Regions from separate parts of the Homo sapiens genome. Here region 1 is linked to region 2. A link is a contact called in ENCODE Hi-C or POLR2A ChIA-PET data. All regions are on one chromosome and are shown on one strand. The core of a region is the stretch at or near the end of the contact, and the rest is flanking DNA. Distances in the headings are between cores, read along the strand shown. Region 1 overlaps LOC105375130 (a long non-coding RNA gene). Region 2 overlaps GNA12 (G protein subunit alpha 12).

The links. Hi-C counts contacts between places; a loop is a spot of excess contacts on that map. ChIA-PET counts read pairs that join two places held with the same protein, here RNA polymerase II (POLR2A). Pooled maps may share reads with other maps.
Region 1: a loop to region 2 is called in a pooled map, with 6 times the contacts of the local background. The contact joins two enhancer-like sites. A Hi-C loop is called at or near these places in 7 of 50 pooled maps. POLR2A ChIA-PET finds 5 or more read pairs at or near these places in 2 of 52 experiments (CD8-positive, alpha-beta memory T cell and activated T-cell).

The regions. Positions count from the first base shown.
Region 1 is chr7:3,087,700-3,094,541 of GRCh38, forward strand. LOC105375130 (a long non-coding RNA gene) reads right to left here. Exons shown (of 2, transcript XR_007060191.1): 2 at 6,427-6,842. Among named protein-coding and RNA genes, the nearest start is that of CARD11, 47 kb to the left of the region's middle. Within about 2 kb of position 4,897, at least 9 of the 41 ENCODE cell types and tissues checked have a DNase peak (open chromatin) inside an H3K27ac peak, as active enhancers do.
Region 2 is chr7:2,767,791-2,774,988 of GRCh38, forward strand. The region is part of intron 2 of GNA12 (G protein subunit alpha 12); the gene reads right to left. Among named protein-coding and RNA genes, the nearest start is that of GNA12, 73 kb to the right of the region's middle. RefSeq lists a silencer at 3,656-3,800 and an enhancer at 5,137-5,186. Within about 2 kb of position 5,926, at least 6 of the 41 ENCODE cell types and tissues checked have a DNase peak (open chromatin) inside an H3K27ac peak, as active enhancers do.

The DNA of each region.
Region 1 (6,842 bases), core at 3,647-6,146, 320 kb after region 2:
AAGCTTCCTTCAGAGGGCTGGTGAAAGCTTTGTCTTGGTGTGGCAGGAACTAAGAATGCAAAAAAGAAGGAGAGTGAGGCCAGATGTGGTGGCTCACGTGGGTAATCCCAGCACTTTGGGAAGCTGAGGCAGGTGGATCATGAGGTCAGGAGTTCAAGACCAGCATGACCAAGATGGTGAAACCCCCATCTCTACTAAAAAAAAAAAAAAAAAAAAAAAAAATACAAAATTAGCCGAGCGTGGTGGCAGGTGCCTGTAATCCCAGCTACTCAGGAGGCTGAAGCAGGAGAATCCCTTGAACCTGGGAGGAAAAGGTTGCAGTGAGCCGAGATCGAGCCATTGCACTTCAGCCTGGGCGACAGAGTGAGACTCTGTCTCAAAAAAAAAAAAAAAAAAAAAAAGGAGACTGAGTGATTGCCGTTGGTGCAATGGAACCACCAGAGGTTTCTGGCAGAGACAGCCAAAGACCTGGTGTGTCCTCCCCTGGGGCTCCTCAGGCCCTGGCTCTACAGAAAGACCAGCATCAAGCATGCCTTTGCCCTAGGTGGAGGCTTTAGAAAGCAGGGTGGTTGCTAAGGGCAGATGCCAAGCACTAATACCTGCTGTCCTGCCTTCTTAATAGACCTTCACCCTCAAACCCTTTCATTTTTACAAGACTCCTGCCTGCCGCAGTTCCCATGTTGGGGAGCCAGTACTCACGGGAGACATTGTTTTAATCTTATTTTTAATTTTTGTGGGTACATAGTTGTTGTATATATTTATGAGGTACATGAGATGTTGTGATCCAGGCATGCAATTCATAATAATCACATTAGGGTAAATGGGGTCTCCATCCCCTCAAACACTTCTCCTTTGTGTTACAAACAACCAATTTTAGTGTTTTGATTACTTTTTTTTTCTTTTTTTGGAGACAGAGTCTCCCTCTGTTGCTCAGGCTGGAGTGCAGTGGCATGATCTCGGCTCACTGCAACCTCCGCCTCCCAGGTTCAAGCGATTCTCCTGCCTCAGCCTCCTGAGTAGCTGGGATTATGGGCACCTGTCACCATGCCCGGCTAACTTTTCTATATTTAGTAGAGATGGGTTTTTGCTATGTTGGCCAGGCTGGTCTTGAACTCCTGACCTCAGGTGATCCACCTACCTCTGCCTCCCAAAGTACAGGGATTACAGGCATGAGCCACCGTGCCCGGCCTCTTTTGGTTACTTTTAAATGTACGAATTATTTTTGACTACAGTCACCCTGTTGTGCCAGCAAATACTAGGTCTTATTCATTCTTTCTAATTATTTTTTTGTGCCCATTAGCCCTCCTCACTCCCCCTCACGCCCCCTCCCACTCCCTTTCCCAGCCTTTGGTAACCATCCTTCTACTTCTCTATCTCCACAAGTTCCATTGTTTTAAATTTCAGCTCCCCAGTGGGCGGCTTTCAAGAAGACCACTAACTGAGTAGAGTTCAAGCTGGGGCAAGTCACTTGACCTCAATTTACCCATCTGTACAATTGGAGTGACAGAGCCTACCTCGCAGGGTGGCTGCAAATGTCAGAAGACACCGCACGCTGGAGCTCAGCGCCCATGCACAGGGACAGGTGAGGGGTGCCGACAGTGTCAGCGAAGGGTCTGGGGACCAGCAGGAAGCAGGAATGATGGGATGTGGTGGGAAGGGAATGATTCTGCTGAAAGTGGGGAGGCACCAGAGGGTACCTCGTTAGCAGCTTGACCGGGATCATGGCCAGCTCCAATTGGTCTACACGAATGGTACTCTGAGGGTCATTTGTCATGCAAGTAACCCCTGCCCTCCCACCTTCTGGCTTTTAATATATTAGCCCGGGAAATGCCCGGCAGGAACGCAAACCGCTGGAAAAGATCTCTGGGTTGCATTCCAGGCAGACGGCAGTGGTACCCACTCCCCGTCTCCACCAGGAGACCCCTCTGGAGGGAGGTGGCCGGGTCAGGCTCAGCTTGGGGCAGCGCATTCTTTCTCGGTCCACTAGGGGGACATTTACTAAATCCCCACAACCTGCAAATTCCATCCTTGCTGGGACAAATGGCTCCCTCGTGTCTCTCAAGACCCACTGCTGTTTGTTAACCTGCTGGACAGCCAATCTCTTATAGCTTTCAGGGGACAGGAACATATCAAGTTCTTTCCTTTTTTATTTTTTTAAACAGTGAATGTGAATGTACTGCAGATTTCCCGTGAAATGCTCCATCGTGGGAGTTACTAACTGATGAGTGCATTCATTCGTTCCTTCATTCATGCGTAGGGTACCTACTATGGGCCAGGCCTGTGCAAGGCTCTTGAAGGACAACTGGGAAGAAAAATCAGACATGGCCCTATTCTTATGGCACTTACGATTCAGTGGGAAGCTAGACAATAACCAAATAATTGCATAAACAAATGTAAAAAATCATCAATTTAGGCCGGGTGCTGTGGCTCACGCCTACGATCCCAGTGCTTTGGGAGGCTGAGGTGGGTGGATCACTTGAGCTCAGGAGTTTGAGACCAGCCTGGGCAACATGGCAAAACCCTGTCTCTTAAAAAAAAAAAAAATTATCCAGGCGTAGTGGTGTGGACCTGTAGTCCCAGAGTCTCAGGAGTCTGGGGTGGGAGGATCCCTTGAGCCCAAGAGGTTGAGGCTGCAGTGAACTATGATGGTGCCATTGCACTTCAGCCTGGGAAACAGAGCAAGAACTTGTTTAAAAAAAAAAAAAACAAAAAACAAAACAAAACCTCACAAATGTATTTATCTTTTGAGACAGGGTCTCACTCAGTTGCCCAGGCTGCAGTACAGTGACTTGATCAGAGCTTATTGCAGCTTCTAACTCCTGGACCAAGTGATGCTCCCATTTCAGCCTTTTGAATAGCTGGGACCACAGGTGTGTGCCACTAAAAGATTGTTTTCTGTAGAGAAGGGGTCTCCCTGTGTCCCGGCTGGTCTTGGACTCAAGGGATCCTCCCACCTCAGCCTCCTAAAGTACGGGGATTACAGATGTAAGCCACCACACCCAGCCACAAATTTCTACAAAGAAGAGTTACACAGTGTTCTCACAGTCTACAGTAGGAGGGTTGGACTCGCTCAAAAGGAGGGGAGCTTCTCTGAGGAAGTGGCCCAAAAGATGAGAGAGAGTCAATTAGGTTTTTAAAAAAAAAAAAAAAAAAAAGCCATCCAGGCTGGGGAATGAGCATTTGCAAAGGCCCTGTGGCAGGGGGCTCATGGCAAGCAGGAGGTCAGAGTGGAAAGGGAGGGGCGCAGGGCAAGAAGAGATGTGGAGGGGGCAAGGGCCAGGCTTGGAGGGTCAAGTTAAGACACTTTAGTCTTTATCCTAAGAGTAATGGGAACCCCTGAAGGATGTAAAGGGAGTAACTTGGTCAAATTTGTGTTTTAGAAAGACCAGCTGGGGCATGCCTGGTGGCTCATGCCTGTAATCCCAGCACTTTGGGAAGCTGAGTCAGGAGAATCACTTGAGGCCATGAGTTCGAGAACAGTCTGGGCAAAACAGTGAGACCCCAGCTCTACAAAAAATAATTAGCCAGGCGTGAAGGTACACACCTGTAGTCCCAGCTACTCAGGAGGCTGAGGTGGGAGAATTGCTTGAACCCGGGAGTTCAAGGCTTCAGTGAGCTACAATCCTGCCCCTGCACTCCAGCCTGGGCGACAAGAGAGAAACCCTATCTTAAAAAAATAAAAATAAAGGCCACCCTGGCTGCTCGCAGGGGGCTGGACTGCCCCCACCACATGGCCCTGCAGAAATGAAGGCCTAGTCCCTGGGTGGTGGGAGGGCTGCTGGCAGAAAGTCCCGGCTCCCCATCCTTCAGGGATAGTGGCTGTGGGGAACGTGCTGGCTCTGAGGCATACTCCATTCCAGGACAGCCAGCAGCTGATGCATGATCAACGAGGGGTAAAAAGGCCCAGACTCAGCTCTGAGGGTCTCCCCACCCCATTTCCAGATTCCCTTCAGGGTTGTCTGAAGCCTTCACGGAGGCTGCCTCAAAGCTCAATATCCTTCCTGCCTAATTCTGTACTTTTCCCTTCCCCGGATGCCAGTCCTAAGAGAACCCCTTGACAGATCTCCTGCACAGTCTCCTCCCTCTCTGAGTCTGCTTCCTGGGGCACCCACCCCTCCACCCTCCGGCAGGAGAAGGGATCAGAGACAGTACAGAGTGGAGGAGGGGATGGGCTCTCTAAGTCAGATGGAGCGAGCTCACGGCCTGCACTGGGTGGTGACGGAAGAGACCCAGGCAAGGAGGGCGCCTGTCAGGGCTAAATCATGTCCCCACAAACGATGTTAAACCTCCAAAAGATCATGTCCTAACCCCCAATGCCTGCAAATGCCATCTTATTTGGAAACAGGGTCTTTGCAGATAATCAAGTCAAGATGAGGTTCTTAGGGTGGGCCCTAAACCAAGATGACTAGTGTCTTCATGAAAAGGGAAATTTGGACACAGACACACAGGAGAGCACACGTGAGGATGAAGGTGGAGATCAGAGGGATGCGTCTACAAGTCGAGGATCACTGCAGATTGTGGAGAACCACCGGGAGCTGGGGAGAGGCCTGGGGCAGGTTCTCTGCCCCCAGAAGGAACCAACCCTACCAACACCTTGATCTTGGACCTCTGGCCTCCAGCCCCATGAGGCCATACATTTCTGTTGTTTAAGTTGCCCTGTTTGTGGTACTTTGTCGTGGCAGGCCCAGCATACTAATATAGGACCCAAGAGGTAGCTGGGGAAAGATTGGGCAAACTGTGTGCATGGCATCATTACTCAGGTCAAAAATTTGAAATGAAGCTCAAACTTAAAAATATTGGTAAGTATGAAAAAAAAAGCATGATAAAAAAAAAAAAAAGAAAAGCTATTGCTGCTAAAGGAAGAAGGGTAGGGTTTCCCCACCTCCATCAGCTTGCAAAAATGAGGCTGGTGACGTGGCTGTGGGTCTCATTTCCTGCACGGCCTGTTGGGGTTTGTGTAGTTTCTGGGCACTCAGCTTGAGAGGCTGACCTCCCAAAGGCATTGGGAGCCTGCGGGAGCCAGCCAGGGGGAGCACAGCTGTGCAGCCATGCCTGTTTGTCCTGACCCTACAGCAGGACGCAGGCGCCCCACCACCCAGAACCCCAGAACCGGATGTAGGAGGTGGTGAGAGCTGCATTGGTTGATTTCCTATTTTCTTCCTTCCTATTTTTTTTTTTTTAATTTTTTAGAGCAAGGTCTTGCTCTGTTGCCCACGCTGGAGTGCAGTGGTTCAATCATAGCTCACTGCAGCCTCTACCTCCCGGGCTCAAGCAATCCTCCTGCCTTAGCCTCCTGAGTAGCTGAGACCACAGATGCATGCCACCATGCTCGGCTAATTTTTAATTTTTTTTTTTTTTTTTGTAGAAAAGGGGGGTCTTGCTATGTGGCTCAGGCTGGTCTCAAACTCTGAAGCTCAAGTGATCCTCCCACGTTGGCTGCCCAAAGTGTGGGGATTATAGGCGTGAGGCACCGCACCTGGCCTGATCTCCTATTTCAGTAATGTATCACCTCCTGTGCAAAGAAGGAAGATTGTTGCAAATTAAACATAAAAACATGAAAGCTTTTCAAGCTGGGTATCTAAGTAGCCTTTTCATTCCCACCAACTCCATGACAGATTCCTATATGTGTTGTGCATAACCATTATTAAAATAACAATATCGCCCTGTTGGAAGAATTCAGAATGTCACTAGAACATTCTAAAGATAAAGGCCAAAAAAAACCCAAACCCCCCCCCCACACACACAAAAAACACAACCAAGCTTTATCTTTGGAACAGAATAAGGTTAAAAAAAATTAAAATAATCACAAAGGTATGATTTAATCTTTACAATGTTATAAATATTAATATGAAAAAGACTTTATATTGGGAAACATTATTATACAGTATAACGCTAATTTTATGAAAATCAATTCATTTAGTGCTCATACATTTTTTACCTCTCTCTTTGGCTTTTGCTGACGATTTACGTCTTATCATTTTCTACTTCAACACCTACCACCTTGCACTGGGGTACAGTGCAGGATTTGGACATCACAATTTTTTCTTCAGTAATGCCCCAAGGTTTCCCACAGATAAGAGGAGAAGGTTGGCCAGGTGTGGTGGCTCATACCTGTAATGGCAGCACTTTGGAAGGCTGAGGTGGGAGGATCACTTGAGCCTGGGTGTTTGAAATCAGTCTGGGTAACATAATGAGACCTCATCTCTATTAAAATTAAAAAACTAGCCAGGCATGGTGGTGAACACCTATAGTCCCAGCTACTCGGGAGGCTGAGGCAGGAGGATCACTTGAGCCCAGGAGGTTGAGGCTGCAGTGAGCCATGATTGTACCACTGCACTCCAGTCTGGGCCCCAGAGCAAGATCCTATCTCAAAAACAGCAACAACAAAAGAATAGGATGTTGCCAAAATAGGACAAACAACTGAGCTGAACGTTGGATGTTTTTAATCATAAGCATGGCTTGATTTACATCACTCCCTTCAGAAATGCAAAGGCTTCAGACATCGAGCCAAAGGCAAAACCATTGCAGGTATGTGGGGCCGGGAGAGCCCCAGCGAAGTCAGCTTGGTGCCCACTCCAGGCAGGCACAGGGCCAGCCCTGCTATGCTCCTTATCTCCTTTAATCCCCTAGCAACCCCAGAAGGTAGGTTTGTGATGATCCACACTCTGCAGATGAGGAAACTGAGGTTCAAGAGAGTTACTAACTTGCCCCTGGACATGCCCCTGGGAAGTGGCCGGGATGAGTTGGAAACCCATATCTACTTAGCTCCATGGTCCGGCTCTGTGTGCACTAAGACATCAATTACCCCCCGGGACTGGAAACCAGAAGGAGGCGGGCAATAG
Region 2 (7,198 bases), core at 4,676-7,175:
TGAGAATATTTCTACAATAACATAGATTTGTGTGTGTGAACAGTTGTACTAATGGAGACTATATTTTATTTTATTTTAGTTTTTGAGACGGAGTCACTCTGTCACCCGGGCTGGAGTGCAGTGGTACAATCTCGGCTCACTGCAACCTCCGCCTCCTGGGTTCAAGCAATTCTCCTGTCTCAGCCTCTTGTGTAGCTGGGACTACGGGCACATGCCACCATGCCTGGCTAATTTTTTTATTTTTAGTAGAGACAGGGTTTCACCATATTGGTCAGGCTGGTCTCGAACTCCTGACCTCAGGTTATCCACCTGCCTTGGCCTCCCAAAGTGTTGGGATTACAGGCATGAGCTACCGCTTACAGACCTAATGGAGACTATAAATGGCCACGGGTATGTGAGGCCAGGCTTTGCTACTAAACAAGTCCAAATTGAGTTAGATTAGGTTTTGCTGCCAAATAAGTGATCGGAAATGGTTTCTGTTTTCCAAGTTTAAATACAGCAAATGTAGTGACTAAGGAATTGCTAATTCAAACCTGGATCTCTCAGCTTCAAAGTCATGTCACTTCATCCAGTGAAGATCAGTAGCCTTCCTTTTTGAGGTCCTGGCTTAGCAAGCTACGTTTTTCCTAGTATTTCTCTGCTTCAGAGAACTCAGAAAAACACTAACTGCATTCGAGGACTGCGTGAAATGAAATCACATCCTAGAGTCCTGAGACATGCCCTTAAAATCATGGATGTAACACTCAGGAAAACAAAGGTTAGAGTAAAACCTAATGCTAATAAGTTTTCTTTCAAAATGGTTATAATGCAGTTACGTACATTTAGAAAATTAATTCAGTTATAAAATTAGGTAACAGGTGAATATGCTCTCAAGGTAAAAAAAAAACAAAACAAAACAAAAAAAAAAACAGTAAACCTATGGATAAAGGAGAGTTCATTCCCACTCATTCCCACAACTATTAATCACTGTTATCAACTTGGCATACACTTTTCTACCTTTGTTTCTGTATTTAATATGTGTATATTGTATGTGGAGAAATCTACACTTTAATGATTTGTTTGGTTTATATAAATGGGATAAACTACTACACATTGATTGTTTTCCAAGTTGGTTTTTACCCTTACCATGCCTTAGATATATTTCCTTTTCTTTGAGATGGAGTCTCGCTCCGTTGTCCGGGCTGATCTCGGCTCCCTCCACCTCCTGGGTTCAAGCAGTTCTCCTGCCTCAGCCTCCTGAGTAGCTGGGATTACAGGTGTGCACCACCACACCCAGCTAATTTTTGTATTTTTAGTAGAGACAAGGTTTCACCATGGTAGCCAGGCTGGTCTCGAACTCCTAACCTCAAGTGATCCAACCGTCTTGGCCTCCCAAAGTGCTGGGATTACAGGCGTGAGCCACCATGCCCAGCCACCTTAGAGCTGTTTCTGTGTGGACCTTCATTCCTTCTAATAGCCATCTGGTATTCTACTTAAACAGCATCACTGGCAGGTATTTACGTAGTTTTAATTTCTGCTACTACCATCAACATTGCAGAAACCATCCTCATGCACACCACTTCTGGGACATGTATAATTATGTCTGTAAGCTAGGTATCTGTAAATAGAACAGCTAGGTCAAAGAGTATCCATATTAATTTTTTAAAACAGCTCTGGCCGGCTGGGCACGGTGGCTCATGTCTGTAATCCCAGCACTTTGGGAGGCCGAGGTCGGCGGATCACGAGGTCAGGAGATTGAGACCATCCTGGCCAACACGGTGAAACCCCGTCTCTATTAAAAAAAATACAAAAAATTAGCCGGGCGTGGTGGCAGGCGCCTATAGTCCCAGCTACTCAGGAGGCTGAGGCAGGACAATGGCACGAACCCGGGAGGTGGAGCTTGCAGTGAGCCGAGATCGCACCACCGCACTCCAGCCTGGGTGAGAGAGTGAGACTCTGTCTCAGAAAAAACAAAAACAAACAAACAAAAAAAACACAGCTCTGGCCAAATTCTCTCCCAAAAAGGTTGTACCAATTTATATCCTAATGAACAAGGGTTTAAGATACCCACTTCTTTATACCCTTAACACACTGGATATTATCAATTGAATTTTTTTCTGAATTTGATGGGTGAAAAGTGATATGTCATTACATTTTAAGTCTAAGTGTTTTTGTTTTTTTAAATCATGGGGGGGCAAGTACTTTTTCAAAATTGCTTTTATAAAATTAAAGGTTTATAATAGGAAGTTACAATAAAATAGATCATAGTGACATGCAGAGCTAAGATTCAATTCAAGCTATAGACTGGCCTGGTACTGTGAGGAAAATAAAATATATCCTCAACATTATTCAACTGCATAGATAGCAACAAATAAACAAACCTACAATGTATGACTTTACTGAGGTTCACTGCCATAATATACTATAAACAGGATAACCATATGCCCCACTTGCCCTGGAGAGTCCCAATTTGAGTCAATCATCTTGGCAAAATTGTTTAATAGGGTCTTGTTTTATTTATAAACATGTCCCGTTTGGAAATTAAATTAAATGATCACACAATTTTAAATTTAGGCTCAAATTGAGGCTCAATAGCCTCTAGAACCATATCAAGCTCAAAGAGTTCAATTCTGACATAGTTCAGCTAGGCTTGTGACAGGGCAATGCTTGTCCATTGGAGTTGGCATTAGATTAAGTTAGAGTTAGCTAGGCGTGGTGGTGCACACCTGTAGTCTCAGCTACCCAGGAGGCTGAAGTGGGGGAAATCTCTTGAGCCCAGGAGTTTGAGGATGCAGTGAGCTACGATAAGCGTGCCTGTGAAAAGCCACTGAGCTCCAGCCTGGGCCACATAGTGAGACTCCATCTCAACAACAATAACAACAACAAAACAAAACAAAACAACACACAGAAAGAAAGAAAGAAAAAGAACAAACAAAAACAAAGCAACATGGATGCTTCACTGGGCAGCAGAGCTAATGGGATCCTGTGCTTGTTGCTTTGTGTTTCCACGTAGGACGATTACAAATCAGAGTTACTGAAACCGAATGCCCCTTCACTGTATACCATAGGAATACTGGCACTGCCTAAGTGCAAGGCCATCGTGCAAGATTATGGCAATGTTTTAAGATCATCTAAACGTGGACCTGGGGGTACTGCAAGCGCCAGGCTCTGATGACTCCTTGCAGAGCAAATGGACAGGGAACAGACTTAGTAAACCAAATTATTAAAATCAAAGAAAAGGCCAGGCGCCGTGGCTCACACCTGTAATCCCAGCACTTTGGGAGGCTGAGGTGGGTGGATCACTTGAAGTTAGGAGTTCAAGACCAGCCTGACCAACATGGCGAAACCTCGTCTCTACTAAAAATACAAAAATTAGCCAGGTGAGGTGGCAGGCACCTATAATCCCAGCTACTCGGGAGGCCGGGGCAGGAGAATCGCTTGAACCTGGGAGGTGGAGGTTGCCGTGAGCTGACATGTCGCCACTGTACTTCAGCCTGGGCGACAGAGCAAGACTCCCTGCCACTCAAAAAAAACCAAAAAACCAAAAAAACGAAACCGCACATAGTGAACTTGCCCAGTCTGATGACTTCTGACATATGCATACAGCTGTGGGACCATCATAACAGCCAAGATCATGAGCAAACACCCAAACAACTCCCACTGTGGCCTTATCAGCCCTTCCCCTCCCCTGCACTCCCTTCCTGCCCAGGCAACCCGTGGTCGGCATCTATCCCTCCATGTTGGTCTGCATATTCTAGATTCTCATGTAAGTCAGATCTTAGAGGACACTCCCTTCTTTGTGTGGCCTCCTGCACTTGGCACAATTCTTTCCAGATTCGCCCATATGCTGCAGGTTACCAGGTGCTCCCTTTCCTGGCTGAGCAGTATCCCCACAGAAGGGTGCACCCCAGTCTGTTCATCCATCTGCTTGTTGATGGCCACGTTCCCAATGTTCAGCTGCCATAAACATGTGTGTGCAAGTCTTTGTGTGGACAAATATTTTCACTTCTCTTTGGTAAATATCTACATGTGGAAGGGCTAGCTCATGTGATAATTGTATGTTTAACTTTTAAGAAAGTGCCCCGCTTTTCCAAAGCAGGAGTACCATTTCACATTTCTACCAGGGGTGTGTGAGAGCCTGAGTTCCCACCCCCGCCCTCACTGTGCCTTGGGTGGTCGCCTTCCAAAGGGCAGCCTCCTAGGAGAGCATGTGGTGTCTCACCACGGTGTTCAACTGCATGTGTGTCATGACTGATGACGTCGACTGAGCATCTTTTCATGTGTTATTTGCTTCAGGAATCTCTTCTTTGTTCAAATCTTTTGTCCTTTTAAAAAAATTGTTTTCTTGAGTTTTGAGAGTTCTTTACATATTCCGGATAATCTGACAAAGGACTCATATCGAGAATTCCCAAGAAAATGACCAACAACCCAACAGGGCAAAAGATTTGCACAAACCTGTTATAGAAGAGGATATCCCACTGGCCAACAGATGTACAAAAGGTGCCAAACATGCTGGGTGCAGTGGCTCACGCCTGTAATCCCAGCACTTGGGGAGGCAGAGGCAGGCGGATCACGAGGTCAGGAGCTCGAGACCATCCTGGCTAAAATGGTGAAACCCGTCTCTACTAAAAATGCAAAAAATTAGCCGGGCGTGGTGGTGGGCACCTGTAGTCCCAGCTACTTGGGAGGCTGAGGCAGGAGAATGGCGTGAACCCAGGAGGCGGAGCTTGCAGTGAGCCAAGATCGCACCACTGCACTCCAGCCTGGGCAACAGAGTGAGACTCCATCTCAAAAAAAAAAAAAGAAAAAGGTGCCAAACTTATTTAGTCAGGAAAGTTCTTACTTAGAAATGCAAAGTAAAACATCAATTGATACCCACCAGGAGGCTTAAAATCAAGAGGACAATGCCAAGTGTTGGTTAGAACGTGGACTAACTGTCCCACACTGCTGGAGAGACTATAAACCAGTACGGCCAGTTTGGAGAAATAGTTGGCAAACCCAGCAATCCCACTCCTAGGTATATTTCCAAGAGAAATCAGTGCATATATCCATTAAGAGACCTGTCCAAGAATGTTCAAAGCAGCTTTACTCACAGTAGCCAAAAACGAGAAACAAACACCATGTCTGTGAACAGGAGAAGAAATAAATTATGGTGTATTCATTTAATGGAAGGCTATAAAGAAAAAAGAAGAAAATACCAATCCACGTAGCAACACAGATGAATCTCTCAGTCATTAAGCAAAGAAGCCAGCTAAACGATTCCATTTAAACAAACTTCAAAAACAGGCAAAACACTAATCTACAGTGATGGAAGTGAAACTAGCGTGGTCACCAGGAGGAGTGGTATCAATGGGGAAGCAGCGGGAGGGACTTTCTTGGATGCTGAAATGTTCTTTCACGTGGGTGGTGGCTGTGTGAGTAGATACATACGTAAATCTCATTGTGTTGTATACACCTAAGATTTGTGCATTTTGCACACAGAAATTATACTTCAATTAAAACAAATAAACAAGGCTGGGGGCGGTGGCTCACGCCTGTAATCCCAGCACTTTGGGAGGCCGACATGGGTGATCACCTGAGGTTGGGAGTTTGAGACCAGCCTGGCCAACATGGCAAAACCCCTTCTCTACTAAAATACAAAAATTAGCCAGGCGTGGTGGTGGGCATCTGTAATCCCAGCTACTCGGGAGGCTGAGGCAGGAGAATTGCTTGAACCCGGGAGGCAGAGGCTGCAGTGAGCCAAAATCACACCACTGCACTCCAGCCAGGGCGACAGAGTGAGACTCAGTCTCAAAAATAAACAAACAAACAAAACCAGAATGAGATACCTCTACACGGCCACCAGAATGGCTATTTGAAAAAGAGGACAAGCACTGGTGATGAGGTGGAGTAATGGGAACTTGGCCTCTGCTGGTAGAGCACAAATACAAACACTGTGAAAAATCCATGAACACTGAACCCAGGCACACCTGGATGCCCCAGCAAGTCCACCCCTGGACAGCCCTGAGGGAAATGCCTACATCTCTTCACCAAAAGACAGGTTCTTGAATACCTACAGTAACATTTTTGTAATGACGCTGAGCTGGCGTCTACCCGGACGCCCATCACCAGGAGGGCAGGGAACTAAATTGCGGGACATTCACAAAATGGAATTACCATGCAGCAACAAGGAAGAACGTGCCGCAGAATTGGAAGAACCGCACAAAACGAAATGGCGACGAGAAGGAGCCAGTAACACAGGAGTAAATACCGTGTGAGGCCACAGATGAAGCAGCAACGCAGAAATACCCATTCTACAGAACAGCTGGTGTTCACGGTCAGAACTGGTTACTTCTGGAGAGCAGAAGGTGGTGTGAAGATGAAAGGGGTTCTGGGGCACAGGTCATTGTTTCCTGAGCTGGCGGCAGGTCACACAATCTGCTCAGTTTGTGAAAACTGAGTTAATATAGATGCACTTTTATTTCTATACATGTATATGCATATATACACACATGCATGCATATATATGTGTGTATATATATGTAATTCTCCAATAAAAACATTTTTTAAATGAAATAGGGAAAGGTAATAGGTAGTGGTGGGTGCGGTTTTGACTTTAATCAAGATTGTCAGGTAAGATTTCATGAAGATAACATCTGAGTCAAAACCTTGATGAGATAAAGGAGGAAGTGCATTCCAGGCAGAAGGAACAGCAAGCACAAGGGCCCTGATGGCGCTGGGAGGCCCTGAGTGTGCAGGGAGCAGCAGGAAGGCCAGTGCGCCTGCAGCAGTGACAGAGAGGAGGGGAGCAGGAGATGGGCTTGCCGAGGCAAAGGGGGGGTCCAGGTTGCTAATGTGTCGAATGCTTTAATGATATAAGGGTCAAAAAAAGTACAAGGTTTGAGAACCTACAGTCAACACGTGTCACTGAATCTTCATTCCTTTTGCACTTACAGGTTTGTCTTCCTTTTTATATAACTTCTTTCAAAGGTAAATAAAATCAGGCACGTCTAAGAATAAACATAAGTACAAAGCCCAGGGTACTTGTTTTTCCCCCCTTTTAAACACTGTCACATATTTACGCAGCTATCTGTGTTACTGAGCCACCTTCTTACCTGGGGTTGGGTTGACTCATGCACAGTGGTTGGCACAGCAGGCAGTCAAGATATGAGAGTCAATATTAATAATATTCTCAAAAGAGTATGAATTGCACAATTTAATTTACCGACATCCCTTCCCA